Linked DNA regions of Homo sapiens: region 2 is linked to region 1. Evidence: read pairs that join two places in POLR2A ChIA-PET (ENCODE). Cell type or tissue: PC-9. All regions are shown on one strand. Each heading gives the region's core, and the rest is flanking DNA. Links, peaks and the distances in the headings are about the cores only. Region 1 has its middle 160 kb from the start of GNAT3. Region 2 has its middle 130 kb from the start of GNAI1.

Region 1 (11,254 bases), core at 1,539-9,538:
TGGACCTATGGAAAAGTTAAGAAGTGGCTGAATCCCAAGGATGTGTGTGATGGTTAATACTGTGTGTCAACCTGATTGGATTGAAGGATACAAAGTATTGATCCTGGGTGTGTCTGTGAGGGTGTTGCCAAAGGAGATTAACATTTGAGTCAGTGAACAAGGAGAGGCAGACCCACCCTCAATCTGGGTGGGCACCACCTAATCAGCTGCTAGCATGGCTAGAATAAAGCAGGCAGAAGATGGAAGAGCAGACTTGCTGAGTCTTCCAGATTTCATCTTTCTCCCAGGCTGGATGCTTTCTGCCCTCAAATATCAGACTTCAAGTTCTCCAGAAGGCTGTGTATGCCCCAAATCACCGCTCAGTATATGGTATTGTTTCTCCCATAGCCAGAATTTAGGGGTCCAGGAATCAAGGGGTAGAAGTAGAAATGGCATCACTCACCATCACCCCTAGTGACCCACCAGCGAAATTTTTGCTTCCTGTTCCCACAACATTAGACATCTGCTGGCCTAGAGGTCTTAGTTCCAGAAGGAGGAATGCTGCCACCAGGAGACACAACAATAATTCCATTAAACTGGAAGTTGAGATTGCCACCTGGACACCTTGGGCTCCTCCTACCTCTAAGTCAACAGGCTAAGAAGGGAGTTACAGTGTTGGCTGGGTTGATTGTCCCAGACTATCAAGATGAAATTAGTCTACTACTCCACAATGGAGGTAAGGAAGTGTATATGTGGAATACAGGCGAACCCTTAGGGCATCTTTTAGTATTACCATGCCATATGATTAAGGTCAAAGGGAAACTATAACAACCCAATCCAGACAGGACTACAAATGACCTAGACCCTTAAGAAATGAAGGTTTTGGTCACTCCACTAAGTAAAAATCCACGACCTGCTGAGGTGTTGCTGAAGGCAAAGGGAATATAGAATAGGTAGCAGAAGGACATTTGTTTGCAGAACATGTATATTCTTTCTTTTTTTTTTTTTGAGTCTCACTCTGTTGCCAGGCTGGAGTGCAGGGGTGTGATCTCGGCTCAACCTCCGCCTCCCGGATTCAAGCAATTCTCCTGCCTCAGCCCCCTGAGCAGCTGGGACTACAGGCACGTGCCACCACACCCAGCTAATTTTGTATTTTTAGTAGAGATGAGGTTTCACCATGTTGGCCAGGATGGTCTCGATCTCCTAACCTCATGATCCACCTGCCTTGGCCTCCCAAAGTGCTGGGATTACAGGCATGAAGCACCACACCCGGCTAGAACATGTATCTTCTAAAGCTGAATTCAACTGTATGTAATTTTAAAACCTTTTAATGACTGGTAGTTTTGGTAAAGCAGTGTGGAGAGAAGAGGAAGAAAAGGTATCCAAATAGGAATGAAAAGGAGAAATAATGAGTAGAGAAACTATTAGGAAAGGGAGTGAGGGAGACAGAAGAAACAAAGAGAGATAAGGGGGACAATTGTGGAAATACTGTTTACCTAGAGGAGAAAAGGAGACAAAGAGAGATAAGAGAAATCTCTACTGAAAAAGCTCAACCAAAGAAGAAAGTAAATATACCATCTCAGTTCTAAGCAAATTCACTTGGACACCCAGGACTGGATATATTGGATTCCAATGAATTTTTAACAATGAAAAATAATTTTACCTTTTTTCTTTCTTTCTTTTTTTTTTTTTTTTTGAGACAGGGTCTCACTCTGTTACCCATGCTGGAGTTCAGTGTCATGATCATTGCTCACTGCAGCCTCGACTTCCTGGGCTAAAGCAATCCTCCCATTTCAGCCTCCAGAATAGCTGGGACTAAAGGCACAGGCCACTGTTCCTGGCTAATTTTTATATTTTTTGTAGAGAAAGTGTCCAACTATGTTGCCCAGGTTGGTCTGGACTCCTGGGCTCAGGCTATCCTCCCACCTTGGGCTCCCAAAGTGCTAGGATTATAGGTGTGAGGCATTGTGCCCAGACACTTTGTTGTCTCTTTCTTTTTTCTTTACATAGTCTTATTCTACTCTTCCCATAGGAATGATTATATTTTAACATTTTATAATATCTATGGGAAGCAACTTCAGCTAGTTTGAGCTCTTCACAGAGTTCTCCTACTGCCATGACTGAATTGTTTACTCTGGCTCCCTGCTGCCCTTAGACCAAATGGCTGATTTCATGAGAGTAGGGACAGTGGTTTACTCACCACTATAAATCAGTAGCTAACCTAATTCCTGGCACATTGCAAACACTTTTATCAATTAATATTTATCAAAATATTAATATTTATTAATATTTATCAAAATATTAATATTTATTAATATTTATCGAAATATTAATAAATAAAATTTAAAAATTAATCAGGTGTCTTCATCAAATTTTCTAGCCTCCTAGCTAAACTTCCAAATATGGATAACAAATGAAATAACAGCACAACTCCATTTAGAACAGAAAAAATGGGAGGGAGGAGATAAAGATGATGTAAGGCATGATACCTCCTATTTTGCACTATATTTAAGATTCATTTTATTTTACCTCACAATTTACCACAAGAAAGCTAGAAGTTTTTGTTTTGCCTTTCTACATATTTCAGCTTGGAAATGTTATTTTTAGCTACATATTTATTTTTACAAAATCACACCACAGCAAAATGACTTGGGCACCCTGTAAAATTTATAATGAAGGGACCTTATGTGTCAATCAATGGTATACAGACATGTTGCTCAGAATACTGCTCCCTTATTTTTCTACATAATGATCACATTTGGGAGAACTGGCCTTTTTCCAGGTCCAATGCGCTTTGCTGTTGGGATCTTACATCCCACTTGATGAGGTCTTCTTAGCAAGGTTACCCTACAGCAAAGCCATGACATAGAGAGTAAGGGCTCCTTGACTTTTGTCCTCCGTTTCTGCTCCTTGCTGTCAGCCCCCCAAGCCCTCATGCTATCCCAGAGGGCATTGCTCTTGGGTGGTTACTCCCTCTTCTGCCATTGCTGATAGACTGTATTCCCAGTCGGCTTCCCATGTAAGTACGTGCATGCACACACACACGCACACACACACACAAACACACACCGGCACCCCTTCCAGCATGGTATTCTGAGGTTAATCTTAATGTCCAACTCTTCACCAGAGTTAATTTACACTTAAAAAAAACCCAAAGCATATATGCAGATGGTTAAAAATCAAGTAATTTAGAGGAACTTATAATGAAAATCATCAGTTGCCTGTTTGAATTCCAGTTTCTCATTTTAGAAACAGATGGAAATTTTATGGCTTTTGGCTGCTTATACTCTTATTTCTTTATCTTTTAAATAATCATTTCTACACATAATTTACTTCATGCTTTAATCTCTAAGAATTTATCTTACACTACTTCTCACCTCTCTCTTTCTTCCTCCAATATATTTCTATCCTGTCCTTACTTCCCCTATAATTCAAATTACATTCATCACAGAATTGGAAGGCTCAAATATTCTACAGCTATCATCATTATTATACAGCCATGTAAACTCATATTTGTGAAGACAAGTTAATAACACGGTAAAATGTTGACCACTTAAAATAAAGTGCAAGTTTAAAAATGCATATTTATCAATATGGTGTGATTCAAATTCTATAAAATATATAGATTTTATGCAATAAAATTATAGAAAAGAAATATATGAGTTGTAATGTTCAACTCAGCAGAATAAGATTATAGATAATTTTAATTTTCCTGTTTATATTTTTCTACATATTTCTAAAACAAATACATGTCACTTAGAATTTTAAAAATTAAGGGAGAAAATAACCCCTTGAGAAGTACGAGGAATTAATACCTATAATGAATTTTAAGCCCATGGTAAGGCTAATTTTAGGCCATGTTCCTCCCGTTATATAAACTTTGGAATGCTTATTTCACCCAAACCCTACTTTTCCACCCAAAATATGCAAACTGATGACAGGCCAGAGATCCAAATCACTATAAAAATTCAGGACATCATCAGAACTTTTAAAAATGAAAATCCAACAGTTTTAATTAAGTGCATAATACATATGTATGAGTGCATTGTCTTTTGTAATAGAAGACACAGCTGTTTGGTATGGGTTTGAAATCCAATTTAAAATTTTGTAATCCTATGCTAATGATCTAAAGAAAAAAGGAAATGGTAGACAACAACATTTTGCATTAATATTAAATGTTCTCAATGCCAGAGGAGTCCTCACTATGTCAGTATTAATTAAGAGCATTTTCTTTTATAGTAGCATATTTTCTTATGGCTGTGTCTCCCATCTCTAAAAGCATACCAAATTTCTTTTAATGAAGAATTCGTTGTGCATTGCTGAATTTAAGAAATTGTATCTTATTCTCAATATTCAAGATTATATAATCTAATGAACACAGCTGGAAATATTTTGCATAAAGTAGGAAGAGAGTAGGCCTGGCTGAATTATGTTCTCTCCAGTCCCCAAGAAATTACAGCTCACCCGTCCACACCCTGTTCTGCCCACAAGAGCTTCCTCCCTCCATCTGGGAATGGACAACTGAGACAGGATTTTTCAGATCTGCTTCCATCAGCCCACATCCTTCCATTTAACTGCTGACAGTCTGTCCAACTGCCTTAGGGTCAATCTGGCTCTTTCCTGCTCAGAGAAAGTAGATCAATGGTAAAGCTCTTTGCATGTGTCTCCTTGAGACCCTAATTGACTAGCCACATGGACCTGCCTAGGAGTTGGCATCTTCTCCTTGGAATGAGGAATTTGTGACTTGTTCCTTATTTGGCCTTCTAGCATTGTCCCCTTGGCTTTCTGCTCCCCTTGTTTTTTAGCCAGAGAAGACAGAAGGAATTGCCTGTCTCTCTTTTGTTTCACTACCCTGTCGCTTTAGGTCCCTGTGAAAGCTAGAGACTGTCTTCCTCCCAGTCCCTAATTAGAGGTCCCCATTCTCAGGGTTTCCTCTATTCCTGTGCCCTGATTCCTCCACCAAAGTCAGGAGTATCATCAACGAATCTGCAATTACAGTAGAAATTAGGATCTCTACTGCCTGGGATTGAATAGAATCTTGGCCTCTCTTTTTTAGCTTTATGGCCTTGATCAAGGCACTTAACATTTCTATGCCTCAGTCTCCCTACCTGTAAAACAAATAATACTACCACCTACATCATTGTTATAGTAAGAATTCAATGAGATCATGTGTATATATACACACACTTACATATACATATAATACTAAAACAATGCCTTGTACACGGTAAGTTCTATATAAATGTAGCTATTATTATTATAGAAGACACATAAGAGTTTCACACACACACAGACACACACAGACACACACAGATATACTTTCAAAAATCCCTGTCCAAATCAGACAGGCATGGGAAGGCTATTTAGCAGGAAAAGTAGTCCTAGCAAGAGGGAACTACTCCCTAGCTAACAGTCCCCAAGGCACAGCAGATCATAGTGGCAAGCAACTTGTTAATGACAGCAATGATAAGATGCATTTTCTGGGTCATTCTGAGTCTAAGACCAATGACTCTCAGGCTGGCTTAGTGCTATAAATATTTGGCTGGAGAATCAAACCAGCAGCCAAGGAGGAGTCCAAGATAAGATTCCTTAGCTCTGTCTTTTTTTTTTTTTTTTTTTGAGACAGAGTCTGGCTCTGCCACTTATGCTGAAGTACAGTGACATGATCACAGCTCACTGCACCCTCTACCTCCTGGGCTTAAGCAATCCTCCCACCGCAAGCCATCAGACCCAGCTAACTTTTAAATTTTTTGTAGAGACGGGGTCTGGCTTTGTTGCCCAGGAAGGTCTTGAACTCTTGGGCTCAAGCAATCCTGCCAACTCAGCCACCCAAAGTGTTAGGATTACAGGCATGAGCCACCACACTCAGCCAGGACTCGTCTTCATGTATGAAGATTTCCAGGAGAACTGAGACCCAGACAAAATTTTGGGACTAACTCAGAACAAAAACTGTTAAGCAATTTGTGTTAAGCAATTCATTTGGCAGAAAAGCATTTAAGACTTCAGGTCAGCTCATAGGCAAGAGTCTGACTCAAACAAGTCTCATTTGAAAAGGAATAGGTAGATTACGTGTTTTAGGTGAAGACTTGATGACTCATTAGACTTCATGCATCCCTCTGACTCAAATCTGAATAAGTATACTAGCAGGTGGTGATACAGCTACTGGAAATGGCTAGGCTCTTGACTCTATTCCAATAGCAGTACTACGATTTCATGCCTACAGCAAACCTTTCTCCAAATTACACCCACACTATAATCAGCTGCAAAGGCCTTTTGTGACTATTTATAAAGGGCACTCTTTAATTCACCCTTATAATTTAGCTGGTAGCATTTGCTGGAAAAGTTTTAACAGCTATGCAATGCAAAGCCACTTCTATTAAGTGCACTGTCTCCGTTCTAAGTGTAGAGTACACCACACAGCCATGAAATGGTAACCAATACAACTTTCACCAAATTCTGATATGAGAGTCTAATATTCCTCTCTTCTCAGCAATAGCAAACATTTTGGAGGCGCCACAAAAAGAGTCTGGATTGCGTTGGTCTGTGCCTGCCCCAAACCAAAAAGCATAATGAAATTTGTAACCTTAAAGTCATACTCAGAGAATCCCCATTAACCAGTCTAACTTCTTATCAAAGAGGCACATGGGGTCCATCAAAGTTGCTCTAGAGCGACTACTGCTCACTATTATCTGGAGATCTTGTTAAAATGCAGATTCTGAATCAGTACGTTTGGGATAGGATGTGAGATTGTGCTTTCTAACAAGCTCCTAGGTTACCCCAGTGCAGACCGCACTTTGAGTAGCAACAGAATTGGTGGGAAGGATGGGAAGATTTAGGGAGCACTGTGGGTCTAATTGACACATATGTGAAAATTGTGTCATTGAATCTTTTTAGTGGTTATGCAATCCTAATGGAAATTGAGATCTATTGAAATCAGTAAAGCTGATCCTTACACTGTCAGTCTTTATGGTCTCATTATTTTTACCATCATCATCATCACCATAAAAACAGAGAAATAATACCCATAAATAGATTTAAAAAACAGGCCCATGAATAAGAAGAGGGTTTGCAATTGCACAGATGACATAAATGTGTATATTTTTGTAGCTCATCACTATATTAGGAACCAAAACTACTCTTCATTCAGATTTAAAATACAGGAAATCAGCTGTTGGTCTTTCAGAAAGTCACTCTTTTATTCCCCAATGTTCTCATTAATAAAGTGAAAGAACTTAATTAAACTATCTATTACTTTCTATGTGTAAAATACTGTGATTCAATAAATTTGATTTTTTAAATATCAATAGTTTTTGAGGAACAAGTGGCTTTTGATTACATAGATGAATATTATAGCAGGGAAGTCTGAGATTTGAGTGCCCCCTTCACCAAAGTAGTGTACATTATACCCAATATGTAGCTTTTTATCCCACACCCACCTCCCACCCTCCACCTTCTGAGTCTCCATAGTCCATTATACCACTCTGTAATCCTTTATATGCCCATAGCTTAGCTCCCACTTGTAAGTGAGAACATATGATATTTGGTTTTCCATTCCTGAGTTTCTTCACTTGGAATAAGGGCCTCCAGCTCCATCCAAGTTGCTGCATAAGACATTATTTCATTTTTTTAATGAGTAGCTTTCTATGGTATATGTATACCACATTTTCTTTATCGACTCTTTGGTCGATGGGAACTTAGGTGGGTTCCATATCTTTGCAATTGTGTTGCAATACACATTCATGTGTAGGTGTTTTTTTTTTTTTTTTATATAATGACGTCTTTTCCTTTGGGTAGATACCCAGTAGTGGGAAATCTGTTTTTTTAAATTCACATGTGACATCTGTCACATCTGAACTTGAATAACACGTTATACCACATACAACAAAGTTCCTTTTCACATGCCTCAAAATTGAGATGAATAATGACAAAAATAATTTCTTATCACTCTTACTAGTACATTATTCCAATCATAGTAACCATGTTATGAAATGAACAACCTCAAATACTTGAAGAGGAAAACTGCTTGGAACTGAAAACATTACTTGTCTACTAATAGGCTTTCTGGTTTATTTTGTGATATTACTTAAAATTTTTTATAGAAGCTCAATTCTGAAAATATATTTATTGCTATGAAAAATATTATATAGCTGAAATGAGCTTTGACTTTTGAAGAAATTCAATGCTATTTTCACGAAAACTTCACTAACTGTTTCAGCAGAAGTAATTCAGGATATTTATGGTAAAACACTAATTTAGCAACTATAGCTCCCCAAAACTTATACCAACTACAAGTCCTTTTTCAGACAACTTGTCTATATATTTTTTTCTAATAATTTTCTTTGACTTGCTTGCCTCTGGCTTGTGGGAAGCGGTTTGAAAAAATGCAGATAAATCAATTATTATGAAAGATCCCATGTAGTCAACTTTCAATTATGTAAATACTATCTAATGTTTAGTTTCAAGGATTCTACCTTCATTCCTTCTGCCTAACTACTTATTTACTTGCAAAGTAGGAAAAGACAAGAAGAAAGGCGAAAACTTCATTCAAAATAACCGTTCTTTTATTTCTATAATGTATGGGAGCATGTTAGGATATTAAACATAACAATTAAGTATTATTGTATTTACTTGCACAAATATTGCTTATTTTGATTTTTTCCTACTAATATTTTCATCTGGCAAAAGAGAATATTTATAATAATAATGATGATGATGGAGAAAGAGTATAAAAATGACCAATTGTAAGACACTTTAATCCTCCAAAATATCATTGTTTTATAGAAGAAAAAAAACAAATCTCCAAGTGGTTCAGTAACTTGCCTATGGTCAGGCAGCTAATAAGTGACAAAACTGATACAAACTCTGGTTTTTCTGACTCCTAAGCCCATAGTTTTTAATGTTTCATGTGCATTCCTCAAATTTGTGCCCAAAAATATTTGAATGGCTTCTTACAACATAGAATAAAAAGAGAAAAGCCCTATTTAATAGAAACTAAGAGATACAGAATGCTTAAAACTTTGGTCTATTCTGTGAAAGAAAATTTAAAAATACAACAAAAATACCCCCTTTTCTTTTTAGTTATTTGTTTATTTTTATTTTTAAGAGAAAATATTTACTTTAGAAGGGAAAGCGAAAGGAAGAATGTTAAATTACTAGATTTTCTTTCTATAAAAATTGCGGAGCTTGCAGTGAGCCGAGATCGCGCCACTTGCACTCCAGCCTGGGCGACAGAGCAAGACTCCGTCTCAAAAAAAAAAAAAAATTGCCTGACATTTCTCAAGATATTTACAAGGTAATCTCTCCAAGAGATTAATTTCAGGTTCATGTGAAAATACAAAGTGAAGAAAGTGTTTCTGCATCTGCCCCCCATGCCCTCACTCCCTCTCTCCCTCTCTCCCAGACACAATGTTGCATTCTAGGACCTGGAAAGATACTCAGCATATACTAGGGCCCTAAGAATTATATATTTCCCATGGTGTGTGCACACCCAAATAAGCCTACCCTCACCTTTAATTGCAAGGAAAACTTTTGGGTCACCAAGTGTAATGTATTCCTGTCAAGCATTTCATCATCAATGCAATTCAACAATGTCCATGGTGTGTGCATACCCAAATAAGCCTACCCTCACCTTCAATTGCAAGGAAAACTTTTGGGTCACCAAGTGTAATGTATTCCTGTCAAGCATTTCATCATCAATGCAATTCAACAATGTCCACCTCACCATCTCTTTAATGTCAATAAAATGCCTTCAGTTCAAACTTTTTCCTTCCTCTTCTTTTGAGAAATTCCAATTGTTGTATCCTCCTTTATTCTTCACTGTAAATGAACTTCATCATATTTATTGACACTCAGAGGGACAGCAAGGTAACATCTTAACTATGCAAGCTCCTATTACACTTGCTAAAGTTTTTGCAGCATCTGATGTTCCTTTCGCTATAAGAACTTTATTCTGATCCTTTCTTAGACCACAACATATGCTATATGTGATTTGGTTAATGAAGCTATACTGCCAACATCCTAAGCAATGTCTACATTGGCCCCTGGATATTGTTACTCTGTTCTCTTAACACTTAAGCCACAGCTGACTTCCGCAGTGTCTTATTGTAATCATACAAACATATTATCCTAAATAATTAAAATTTTACATAAAGACTAAATAACTCCCATGATATTCCCCAAGGACAGAAACCTAAAAAATATATACAGTTAAGCTCAGAAAGGATATATACACTGAATTTACATAATACAATTACATGTATATTTTTCACAAATTGTACTCATTTGAAATTTTTCACCAAAGGCAGTGACCATTAATCGTTAGCAGTGTGCAGAAACACCTGCTTAGTTCATATTTAACAGTTTGCCTTAGGACTTGGTTTCTAAAAACACAGTGGATTTCAGTAGAGGGAACTATTGGGTGTTTTTTACATTAAAATGGCTCTAACTTTTGATACCATTAAACTTTGACTTTTAACTGACAAATAATAATTGTATATATTTATGGAATACAATATTGGGATACATTATGGGATACCGTTATGGGATACAGTGTTTCAATTGTGAAATGATCAAATCAGGCTAATTATCATAATGATTACTTCATATATTTATCATTTATTTGTGGTAAGAACATTTAAAATCCTGTCTGTTCGCTGTTTTATTACATTTTTACCATCTCAGAATCTTCTTTCTAGTTTTGATGGAGAAATTTTTCAGCAAATTTCACATCTTTCTCTCTGTGACACACTCACACACACACACAGACACATACACACGAGCTATAATGAGATAGCTTTCCAAAAAATGATATTAAATGGGAGAACATCACCAATGAAATCATCACCACATAAATCTACCTAAGAGTCAATAGTTTTGGTTTTTACCTGCCATAATATTCTTATGGAAAGCCAATGACTGATACAGTATTTTGGGCATAGAAGTTATATAACTGAAAGGACATGATATTGAGAAAATGAGTTTAATGTATCCCTCAAGGATGACAAAAAGCATATTCATCTAGTTGAATTGAAATAAAAAATAAAACAATATATGAAAATATAGATAATCTCATAACTATTATCTCCATGTAGGCTGTAACCTACAATTTATATGGAATTATATATTTATATACAAATTAGCCCCATTGATGTGAATACCTCAATGTATTGTAATGAGTGGTGAAGCCCAGATAAGTCAATGATTGAATTAGGCAAGGGGTGTATCCACAATACCTTTACTATATATTGAGCCAGGAGAATTAAATGTACTATTTTCA
Region 2 (11,254 bases), core at 1,622-9,621, 81 kb after region 1:
TTTCTTCTTTAAAGACAAAGACTCAGGATTTTCACAATCCCTGGAAATAAAGAGATGAGATTTCACAATTTTTCCTCCAACTGTAGATTGACTGTATGGTGCTGAGAATCTCAGTTTAATGGTGATTATCAATAATGTAAGTTATCAGGAACTCAGATGCCTATTCATTTGTTCAACTATTTAAAATAAAAATCTTGAGGTGAGGATGGAGAAAATTAGGCAACAATATAGATTTCTGTTACATCGTTCTACAATTTAAATTTTTAGAAACCTCATAATCCAGGAAACTAATTAATTGGTTAGTTTTATGTCTCCTTGAAAATAGTCTATAGGGTCTAAAATGACACTTCTCAAAATATAATGTTAAATGAATGACTAGAAAACCTTGTAAAATGTAGATTCTAATTTAGCAGTTCTGGTATGGGGCCTGAGATTTGTGTAAGCATGTATGTGATGCTGATGTTGCTGTCTGCAGACCAGCTTGAAAAGCAGGAATCTAAGATCTTAAAATATTCTACATTGTGGCCATGCTCGGTGGCTCACGCCTATAATCCCAGCATTTTGGTAGGCCGAGGTGGGTGGATCACAAGGTCAGGAGTTCAAGACCAGCCTGGCCTTCATAGTGAAACCCTGTCTCTACTAAAAATACAAAAAAAAAATTAGCCGGGTGTGGTGGCATGCACCTGTAGTCCCAGCTACTCAGAAGGCTGAGACAGGAGAATTGCTTGAACCCAGGAAGTGGAGGTTGCAGTGAGCCGAGACCATGCCATTGCACTCCAGCCAGGGTAACAGAGTGAGATTCTGTCCCAAAAACAAAAACAAAAACAAAAATCTACATTGCTTGAGATGAGGGATAAATATAAATTTTTGAGCCAAAACAAAGGAGATAAGTTAGAATTTTTAAAAATGTTATTTTATCAGCCATTTGATCTTCCAGACAAATTTTAAGTTCTTTTCAATAACCATCATTAACTATCAAAAAATAACACATAATGCCTTACAAATGGAGATTGTAACAGAGAAGTAGAGACAAGTCAACATAAATTAAGTGACAACAAAGTATGACTGACAAGGTCTTTTTTTTTAGCTTTCTATGAAGAGCTTGGGGTTGGGGGGAAGCCATACTTGAAAAAAAACTACCAAAGTGTCAGCTTTTAACCAAAAATGCAGAAACAAGGGGGTTAATATTTAAAGTCACATTATACAAGGCAAACTTAAAAAGTGGGAAAATATTTACAATGTACATGAGAGACAGATTAAACTTTTAAATATATAACAAGGTCTTAGATATAAAAAGATTCAGTTTAAAAATGGGAAAATGATTTGAACTGTTGAACAGGCAAACCAGAGGTGAATAAGCACACATAAGTTTTAAAAATATAACTATACTAGTAATTAAATAATTACACATTTAAAATATAATGCCACTCTTCAACTACCAAATTCTGAGACTAAAATTTTCCTTCCCAATGCTGTCAAAGATACTATGAAATTGACACTCTTACACAGTTTACTTTACTTAGGTAATTTGAAAAAAGCAATTTCATAATCTGTATTAAGGACCTTAAAGTACTCACATACCATGTGTCTATTCAAGAGCTTAAAAGAATTGCTATTTAAAATTAGAGGCTTTCCTTCCTTAGTCCTGCCTAGTTGTAAAGCGACTAATTTCTAGCCTTGAGATCTGGTGTATTCTTTTACATCCATGATCTATTTGATTTTACTAAAAGCAAAATAACATTCTCAAAGACTTCTTTCTTAAAGAGATGTAATATCAGATGGCTCAATATGTTCTGCATCACATCCTCTCAATCCATTTTTGCTTTGGCCATTGGTGCATTAACCAGCTGCATACAGATGTCCCTTGACAACATCTTGCCTCCACTCCACTCTGTATGCCTTCCTTTCTGACCTCGGAGCTTCTGTGCCATCACTATGTGGGACACGTATATGAATCAATTCAGTTTTTTAATGCTTGTGCAAACCAGAATATGTGAAGGGCAGCCCTAGGTCAATGGGACACAGAAGCAAAAATATTGCACTAAAGTTGCTGATCTACCACTGCAACTGTGGAATTCCCAATCTGCCAGCAACAGAAACCAATGCCAAGTCTTACATATAGAAACATAGCTTATGGAGCCCAGCCATTCATTTTATGTCAGGTTGATCAGTTTGGGCTATATTCATGCTGCAGGTGACAGCAATTTTCTCTTGCCAGAATTGAAATCACCTCTGGATATCAAGTTGCCTTTCCTGTTCACAGTGTTTCTTGACACAACACAACTCAAATGCTTATAGAGTACATGGGACCCTCTATAATATAAACTCAGATCAAATGATTCATTCTAAGGAAGAAGGTAGGACACTAAATACCTGACCAGGGATTCACTGGTCCTCTCATACAGTGTGTCATCTTGGAAGAAGCTGGTTAATAGAATATTCAAACACCAATTAAAGCATCTAAAGCAGCATCTTGGGGCATCTTCTAGGTTGAGATGTATGCACTGAACTAATGCACTGTGTCCCCAGTAGCTAGACTACTTGAGTGCAAGAAACAAATTATGGAAGCAGGATTGGCCCCTGCGCCTTTGCTCCCAGTAACCCTTTTGCAGAATTTCTACTTCCTCACCCTATAAATTGAGTTTCTGTTGGATTAGAAGACCCAGCTCCTGAGTGGGACTGGGGAAGGGAAGCAACAAGGGGAAACATTTAACTGTGTACACAGCAAGGGTTCCATTAAAGTAGAGACTGGTCAGGATTCTCTTATACCAGTGGAACAGCAGGTAAAGAAAGGAGTTACAATATTGTTGGACATGATCTGGAATACCATAAGGAGGGGTTGTTGTAACACAATGTGGGCAGAGAGGAATATGTCGAGATCCAAGTTCACTGGAGCATCTTGGTGTTTTCATGCCTATTGATAAATGTTATAGGCAACTGCAGAAAATCCAAACTGGCAACATTAAAGCAACTGAGGGCTCCAAACCCTCAGGAAGCAAGCCACTAGACCAAAGTTCTGGCCAATGATGAGAAAAGTAAAGAATCAGTGAAGAGGAAGAAGGAAATAAATTATTTGTTTTATGGGATTAGCAATCATTTACTTTAGGACTAGTTGCAGTAGTGGAGAAAGTATATTATTACATTAACCTTTGCATATTATTAATAAGTCATTGTCCCTGAAAATTTCAAAAAATAAACATAATAAAGGGTGGTCAGCCAACATGATTATACATGTATATAGTTACAGTGAGGGAGACTGAGAGTCATTAAGTAGTTACACATATTTAAAATAAGTTAGACAATGACAGGCAAGGCATATTTATACAGATTAATGAATTGACAAGAGATTCCAGAAATAAATTTAAAGTTATGTCAGTTTACTGTATGATAGAAGCATTTCATGTAATTGGGGAAAAGACACATTTTTCAACAAGTGATGTTAAGGTAACCACATAGGATCCTTCCTTCCTGCATTTGTTATTTTTTAAGTGCTAAAGGAATCAAAGGTGTAAATATAAGGTAAATGATAAAAATATTAGAAGAAAATATGAAATAATTTAACAACTCAACTACACATGAATAAAACATAACTACAGGGTACAAGCATCACAAATGCAGTCAGGCTTAAAGACAAAATTGTGAGACAAAACTTGTAAAACAGATGATTATAAGAATAATTAAAATTAATAGGAAAGAAGTCAATGACCCAATTAAAATAAGCAAAGGATATTAACCAATTATTCGTCAACAAAAGAAATATGAATTTTTTAAAGATGTTCAGCCTACTTTTTAAAAAAAGTAATACATAAATTTTAATTTATTTTGGCAGAGATCAAAGAGTTTGAAAATGCACTATACTGGCAAGGGTGTGGGGAAGGAGCTGTTCTCATACTCTCTCGGTGAGTTATAAACTGACATAACCTTTACAGAAGGCAATTTGGCAATGTCTACCAAAATTTAAATTGTAACTACTCTGCCCCTTTATGGTATTATTTACAAAAAACGAAATACTTAAAGAACCTAAATGCCCATCAACAAATTGTAGTTCATTTATACAATGGCAGCTCTACATAAACAGATTTCAAACCATTTCCAAGATATATTGTTAAATTTAAAAAGAAAACAATTTTAAGAACCAAATATTTATAATCTGGGAATAAAAATGGATATATATGTATTGTAATATATGTGTGTACATGCTTGTACATGCACCTATTATCTACAGAGAAATATATGTGACCTATCATCATGTTTGCCTCTGGGTGGGGAATGAAATGAGGACCAGGGAGAAATGAGCACTTTTCACTATCAACCCTTTTGTATTTTCTGAATTTTGTACCATCTGCATTTATTAATTATGCAAAGATTGGTTATGTAAAAGCTAATTATTTTCATCATTACTATGATTTTTAAATACTAATTTAAATCATAGTTCAATAGTTAACTTTCTATCCTATAAATACATAATAATTTAATAATTTTTCTATTGTTGAATGTGAGTTTTTTCTAATTTTTATTATAGATTTTGCATGCCTATATGTAGTTGTTTTTTCCTATGCCTGTTCTAGCCAAGCTGATCTGCTCACTGTTATGATCTACATATTCATACCCCTCATCTTCTCGTTTACATTAACCCATGTGACATGCCTTCCCAGCTTCTCAATGGCTTTAAGCCCAGTCCATCTTTTACAGCCTTTTTTCTTTTCTCTAACTACCCTTGACAATAATATTTCCTTTCATTTTTAATATATGTATTAACTTTATGTGCCTATTTTGTTTCCATTTATAAAATAGAAATATCAATATCAACCTCAGAGTATTTGTGAACATTAAATGAAATTAATATCAAGAAAAATGTTGTATCCTTGAGAAACACTACAAAAATATAACTAACATTATATATATCGCACTAATATTTTATTTTAATTATTTCTTATGTTATTTTTTGTTGTGCTCATGCCACTGTTATACTAGTCATCATTTTATGTACTTTCTGTCTGCATGTATATTGCCCATTTACTAGATGATTACTGCTTTAAAGGAGTATTCATTGTTCATCTGTGTGTCTTCCACTACCACATATTGCTGGCACCTTTCACGTAAAGATCCTCAATAATGCTGATAGGCAATCAATGCTGTTACATGGCTGATTCTAATATTTGGATTTGGAGTTACAAACTACTCTATAAAGAATTTTAAAATTAAGAGATCAGAGTGCAAATGATAGTCAATGACTTATTTATATTCTTCCTTGAGAGAAATGCTCAACCAAAGGACACTTTCCTCTTCCCTTGTGCTCCCCAACCCACCACCAATTTATATAAATACACATCTTGAAGGAAGCTGGTAAGCCTACTCTAAAACACAATTTAGGTTGCATCTCCTCTATGAGACCAATAAGCCTCTCACACAGTTAATCACAGTCTCTCTAACTTATTTCTATGCCACCTATTTCACCCGTAGACTTCACTTCACCTATTGTCCTGTGCATAATTATCTACCTGGCTTTTTTGTCTATTTTATGGTGGCTCTTTAAGGCAATGACCATGATTTTTCATCCTCATATCCTCAGTCCCTATCACAGTTCCTGACACATGGTACATGTGTCTATTAATGGCCTCTAAATTGTAATTAATTAATTAAAATTAATTTGAGGAAATTACTTATATATATGCTTCCTATTTGCAAAAACAAAATGCCTTGGGATGCAAATTTGATTGGAGGAAAATATGTATGCATATAAGTTTTATGTAATTTTCTTACAATAATATTTTGGTATACTTAGCAATAACAAGGATACCCAAAGATACTATTTTACCATCAAGTATAGAGCTGAAGAGAAAAAGAATTGCATAGAATATTCTAAATATAGTTCAGTGACTACCTGCTTGTCATGCCATTACTACCTACTGGCTGCTGTTTGACCATGATCAGCAAATCAGTAGATGTATTCCTGATGATACTTTTATTTTCTGTGTAATGGTGTATTAATTTAGCTGGTATTGGCTGTCTTAATTAGAATCAGTTAGAACATCAGAACATTGTTTATCAAGCATGGCAAATATTTGCCTTAACTGCTTTGCTGTCTTCTCTTTAAAAAAAAAAAAAGAAAAAAAGAAAAGAAATGATGTGCTAAGAAGGCCTAGAGGGAGAGGGCAGTCGGTTGAGTTATTACTGAGTTGAGTTATTCGGGAGTATCCCAAGCCCCAATCTCTTGATTTTTAGATCACTGGTGGACTTTAACATATATCAAGCTTCTTAGTAAAGACACTAAGATACCGACAAAATAATTGTGTTTTTGTATATATTTTATTAACATATATTAATAAAATATATGTGCATATTTTATGTATTTATATATAAATATATAATCTAGATTATGTATGTTGACTGTAAATTAGTAAATTTTTTTTACCTAGAAATAAAAACATAATCAGAGGGTTAGATTATGCTGACAGGAACATTAATTTTGGCAAATACTAGATGTTAGCCCTCAATTATAAGTTCACAATCAAACACTGCATTGAATGCTTAAAGGCAGGTGTGGGCCAAGTAAAAAAAGAAAAAGTACTTTGATGTGCTGATTTTTCCCTCTCTGTTCTTCTAGACTCTGCTTTAAAATTCTCAATGGATTATATCTCCTGGGCTTACCAGTTCTCTTGCTTATTATTGGTTCTAGTCAAAAAAGAAAAAGAAAAGAGAAAGAAAAGAAAAAGCACCAGCAGGAGATGAGAGGAAGAGAAGAAATAGACATCAGAGCATTTATTCCCTTAATCTCCTTCATTCAGGCGTACTGCTTGGCTCTGGATGCACTTTTTGCTATGGTCTAATTTATGTCAGGAAGTTTTATTTCCATAGCTACATGTCCTACCAGGACTGACAATATCATGGGACTTTTAGCTTGAAGTTAGTCGACTGAATATTCATACCAAAATTTCTGGCTCCTATTCAAAACCGACATTATAGATTATCAGTTTAAAACTGACATTGTAAAAAGTTTATAAAATAGATGTTAATACATAGCTGTATTAAGAGGGTAAAGAGGACAAAAGATCCTCACATTCAAGGCTTTAAAGCAGCGACCAAAGCCTCCCACAAGTGCTAGACCTAAACTAACGGCATCACCAACAAGTATATGCACTAAAAGGCCATGGTGTCAGCACGTGGCCATAATCAAAGGCACATGGTGAACACATGACTGAGAATCAGCCACCATCTGAGAAAGGCCAGAAAAGGAAGCAACAAATTCAAGAAACAAAGAATTTATACTCAATAACATACAGATAATATATAAATACAAAAAGAATTTGGAATAAATATAGTTACTATCTTCAAAGAGATAAGAGAAATGCACTCATTATGCAAAAGTATATAATTATGGAACAAAAATTGACTGTTGTGGACACAGAACTTAGAGATCATAAAACTACCAACTTGTTGGAAATTAAGAATTATGAAAACTCACCACAGTTAAGTCAAATAACAAATTGAACCTAACTGAAGAACAAAATAGTGATCTGCAAGATTAAGGAATTCTACCTGGTGGCGGTACACAGTTGATTCTCATTATTCACAGATTCCATATTTGGGAATACATCTACTCACTAAAATTTATTTGTAATTCTAAAATCAATACTCACAGCACATTTGCTGTCATTCACGGGCATGCACAGTGTGGTGAAAAATTTGAGTTGCCAGATGTACATGTTCCAAGCTAGGTCAAACTAAGGTGATGCTGTCCTTCTTATTTCAGCTCTCATACAAAGGCAAGGACAGAATGGAGGAGTACAGGGCAGTACACTGCAGTGCAAGAAGCTCTGGCTCTAGGATAAGTTGGAAGGAGTTTGGGTCCCAACTTTGGCACTTGTTGGTGGGGTGACCTTAGACAAGTCATTTAAAACTTCTGAATCTCATTTTCTCTTTTGTAAAATAAAGAAAACAGAATCTTCCAGGATAAATTGTTTTTTAGGGTTTAAGTTTATAATCTAAGTGAGATTGCACCCTAGGAACAATGGCTCAGTATTCCCTAATTCAGTGTCACCAAAGACTTTCTAGAACACAACTACTGTGCATAACGCGAACCAACTCTGGAAATTATCAAAGAGAAGTTAAGAAGCATGAGGCATAAATCTAGAAGTTTAAAAATGTAAATGGAATGCCAGATGAGATCATAGAAAAATACTTAGAAATAATAGAAAATACTACTATAATGTGTAGCAATTTCTCAAAACTTTAGAAATATGATTCCACATATTGTAAAAACTCATATAATGCCAAGCAAAGTGAAAACAATTAAACAAGCAACAAATAAAACCTCACACCTGAACACACTGTAGCTTTCACACATTAAGGATACAGAGAAATTTCTGAAGTCATTAAGAGAAAAAGGATAACACAATAAAGTGTAAATGACTCACATATTTTGAACCACATAATGTGATTGCAAATCAAAATTTATCTGGGAAATGAAAAGATGCCTCCAGTTTCTGTATGGAAAATAGATGCGAGTGAGAAGGGACAGAAACTGAAGTGACTTCATGAGTTTTTCTCTTTTTGGCAGTCTAGGAAATGATGATTTCAGGGTTGCTAAATTCAGTGTGGGAGGAGACCAAGAGAGATTCCTGCCCTTCACAAATTCAAAGGAGGCGCCTGCAGATCTGCAGTCAGTCACACATTTCTGGATCTTTCTCCAACATCTCCAGCCCACATTCACCACTCTCTCCGCCAAATTCCTGAATCTATTCTGTATTTCTTCTTCTCATTTATCCCCCACAGTGTCGTCTTGTTGAACTCACATTAAAAACTCTGTAAAATAGATGTCTATTAAAAAGAAAGGGGAACAGTGAAAACGGAAGATGGCATCTGTGAAAGAGAAAGAAGAAAAAAAGAAAAAAAAATAAAGAAATCAGTTCGGGTCAACATGTAAGTTATCCTACTTGTTATACAGTTGTGAAGACCTACCCCTTTTATTTTTTCACTAAGTAATAAAATTCCAATAGTTTATGCAGTAAAGAGGAAATATATGTCTTGCAAAGGAGTTCAAACAGATATTAAAATTTATATTCATCAAAGCAAAGGCAATTCTCTTCTTGGCAAGCATGGAAACACTAATCGTGCTTCTTAAGAAACATTTTTCTTCTTTTTGCTCCCCTTTGGAATTCACTCAATATATAACCGACAGATTACTCTTTACAAATACTGCTAATTTGGGGCCACTTCCCTGTACAAGAAATTAAATTTATTCCCAAGTATTTCCAGTATGGACTTTATGCTTTTATTCCTGGATTATTGTTTAGTCTTATCATACCTTAACAATAATCTAACCTTACTTCCAAGTAACTTTACTTCTTATAGCTCCCCTAAACTATATCCACTTTAGTCAGAATCTTAACTTCATCCCTTAATTTATTTACGTGTACAGGCATAGGATAATGTTGCATTATCTCCTCAGAATGATTTTTTCCTTCCTGCCGCCAAAGTCTGAACCATTGCAAGAAACCTTCCTTCTTAGTGATTATAGACTCTTGGTGTCATACAGTAAATGAAAAAAAAAAAAAAAAAAAAAAAAAAAAGACAATGATAGACCTGGCTTCTAGAATTTCAGTAATTTAATTGATCTCATGACTATTGATGTTACCATCAGTAGAGAAAACAATGAAATGACCCAACTGCTTTTCAAGTTCACAATTATAAGGAATATAAGATTAATTTTTTCCCATTGTCATCAAAATTGAGCCCTCTGTAATTGCCTCTATAATGCTTCATCTATAACAGAGTCAGCACTGGCCATTCAAAACATTTACCCTTAGAGTTTCTGTATGCCAAGTGATCATCAAGGCACTGGAGATTCGTTGGTTATCAAGACATACACCATCCCTGCCCTTCTGGAGCTAACATATTTAGTGGAAAGACAGTGAATTATTACATAACCAAGATAATTTTCAGGTGATGAGTTATATCAAATAAACAGGATGATATAGCAGAAAATAAATTGGATAAAAGAGAGACAACTACAGATTGAGCCATCAGGGCAGGTTATCTGGGTTGTATAACACGAGTTAAGGCCTGGCAAAAGAAGACACAGCATTTCTAGAACTTGAGAAAAAAGATTCCAAGTAGTGGTATCAAGAAGAATACAAACCTTGATTTCAGAAGTACATTGATGTATCTGGGTAATAAGAGAGGTTCCAATGTGGTTGCAGCATAGTGAGGAAGGAAGAAAATGGTTTGAAATGAGGTTGGAAAGGAGACAGGGCTGAATTATGCATAGCATTGTGGACCACGCTGTGGAATTCAGATTTTATCCTAAGTAAAATGAGAGGCCACTGGAAGATTTTACCAGGAGGTTGGCTCTAATTGTCATGTCAAGATTGCTCTGTTTCCTCCCTGGAGAAGAGAGAAGACAGCATACCTATTCTACTTTCTCCTACTTCACAGATAGGTTCTGGAAAAAAAATTATGAGTTTTGGAATAAATAAAGTGGCTTTTCATAACTACTAATGATGACCAAAGCATTTCTAGATGGATCCATGTTCTCTAGACATCTTAGCTTTAAGGATATTACCTGCAAAATACTCCACATCTTAACATCAGTAGATCAAATGACTACCAAACATTTTTAAAATTCTATCTACAAGCAGGGCAGAACTGAAAGAAAAATCTTCTAAGACAAGAGAAAACTCAAGTTCCTACCAAGTGAGCCAGCTAATTGAATAAGGAAGTAGTAGGAGTGAAAACAATGCTTAATTACAAAGGCACTAAGCAGGGCAATGTTGCCTTTAAGTGGAGAACACAGCATAGCTTCACCAATTCTGATTTACTCCCTTTCATCTAGATGCCCTTTGCTTTTCAAGGTCTAAGTTGAACTCTACTTGTTTTATGAAGGTTTATCTTATGTTGAGCAAACACTGTCATAAAGTGTAATCTTGTATTATTTTTATAATGTATCTAATTTTATTTTTATCTCCCCACTAAAATGGCATTTCATTTAGAATAAGGACAAGAAGAATGATGGGCAGCCAAGAAGGAACTTGGTAAATATTTGAGAGATCTGTTTGACATGAGCTGGTTGGACATATATTTTTAAATTAATTTGACTCACATTTTTAAAATATAAAATATTCCAGTTTTATATCAATTACTTTTGTTTGTAGTACTACTGCTGAGAACTATGACCATTACAAAAACCTAAGATTAAAATGGAGAATTTTGACAATTTATTTTTGGCTTTAGACTGTGCCTGCCTTTGCAATGT

What was found. ChIA-PET counts read pairs that join two places held together with the same protein. Peaks named below come from ENCODE experiments on the same cell type or tissue, not always from the same donor. Only the 100,000 strongest peaks of a DNase experiment are listed, where the experiment ranks them.
Region 2: POLR2A ChIA-PET joins it to region 1 with 24 read pairs; 2 of 35 experiments call an interaction of 5 or more read pairs at or near these places.

What each region holds. Positions count from the first base shown.
Region 1 is chr7:80,341,649-80,352,902 of GRCh38, reverse strand. No RefSeq gene overlaps it. Among named protein-coding and RNA genes, the nearest start is that of GNAT3, 160 kb to the left of the region's middle. In PC-9, for the core only: no CTCF peak of the experiment used is centred there; a DNase peak (open chromatin) is centred at 6,042; H3K27ac peaks cover 741 bases.
Region 2 is chr7:80,260,880-80,272,133 of GRCh38, reverse strand. No RefSeq gene overlaps it. Among named protein-coding and RNA genes, the nearest start is that of GNAI1, 130 kb to the right of the region's middle. In PC-9, for the core only: no CTCF peak of the experiment used is centred there; no DNase peak of the experiment used is centred there.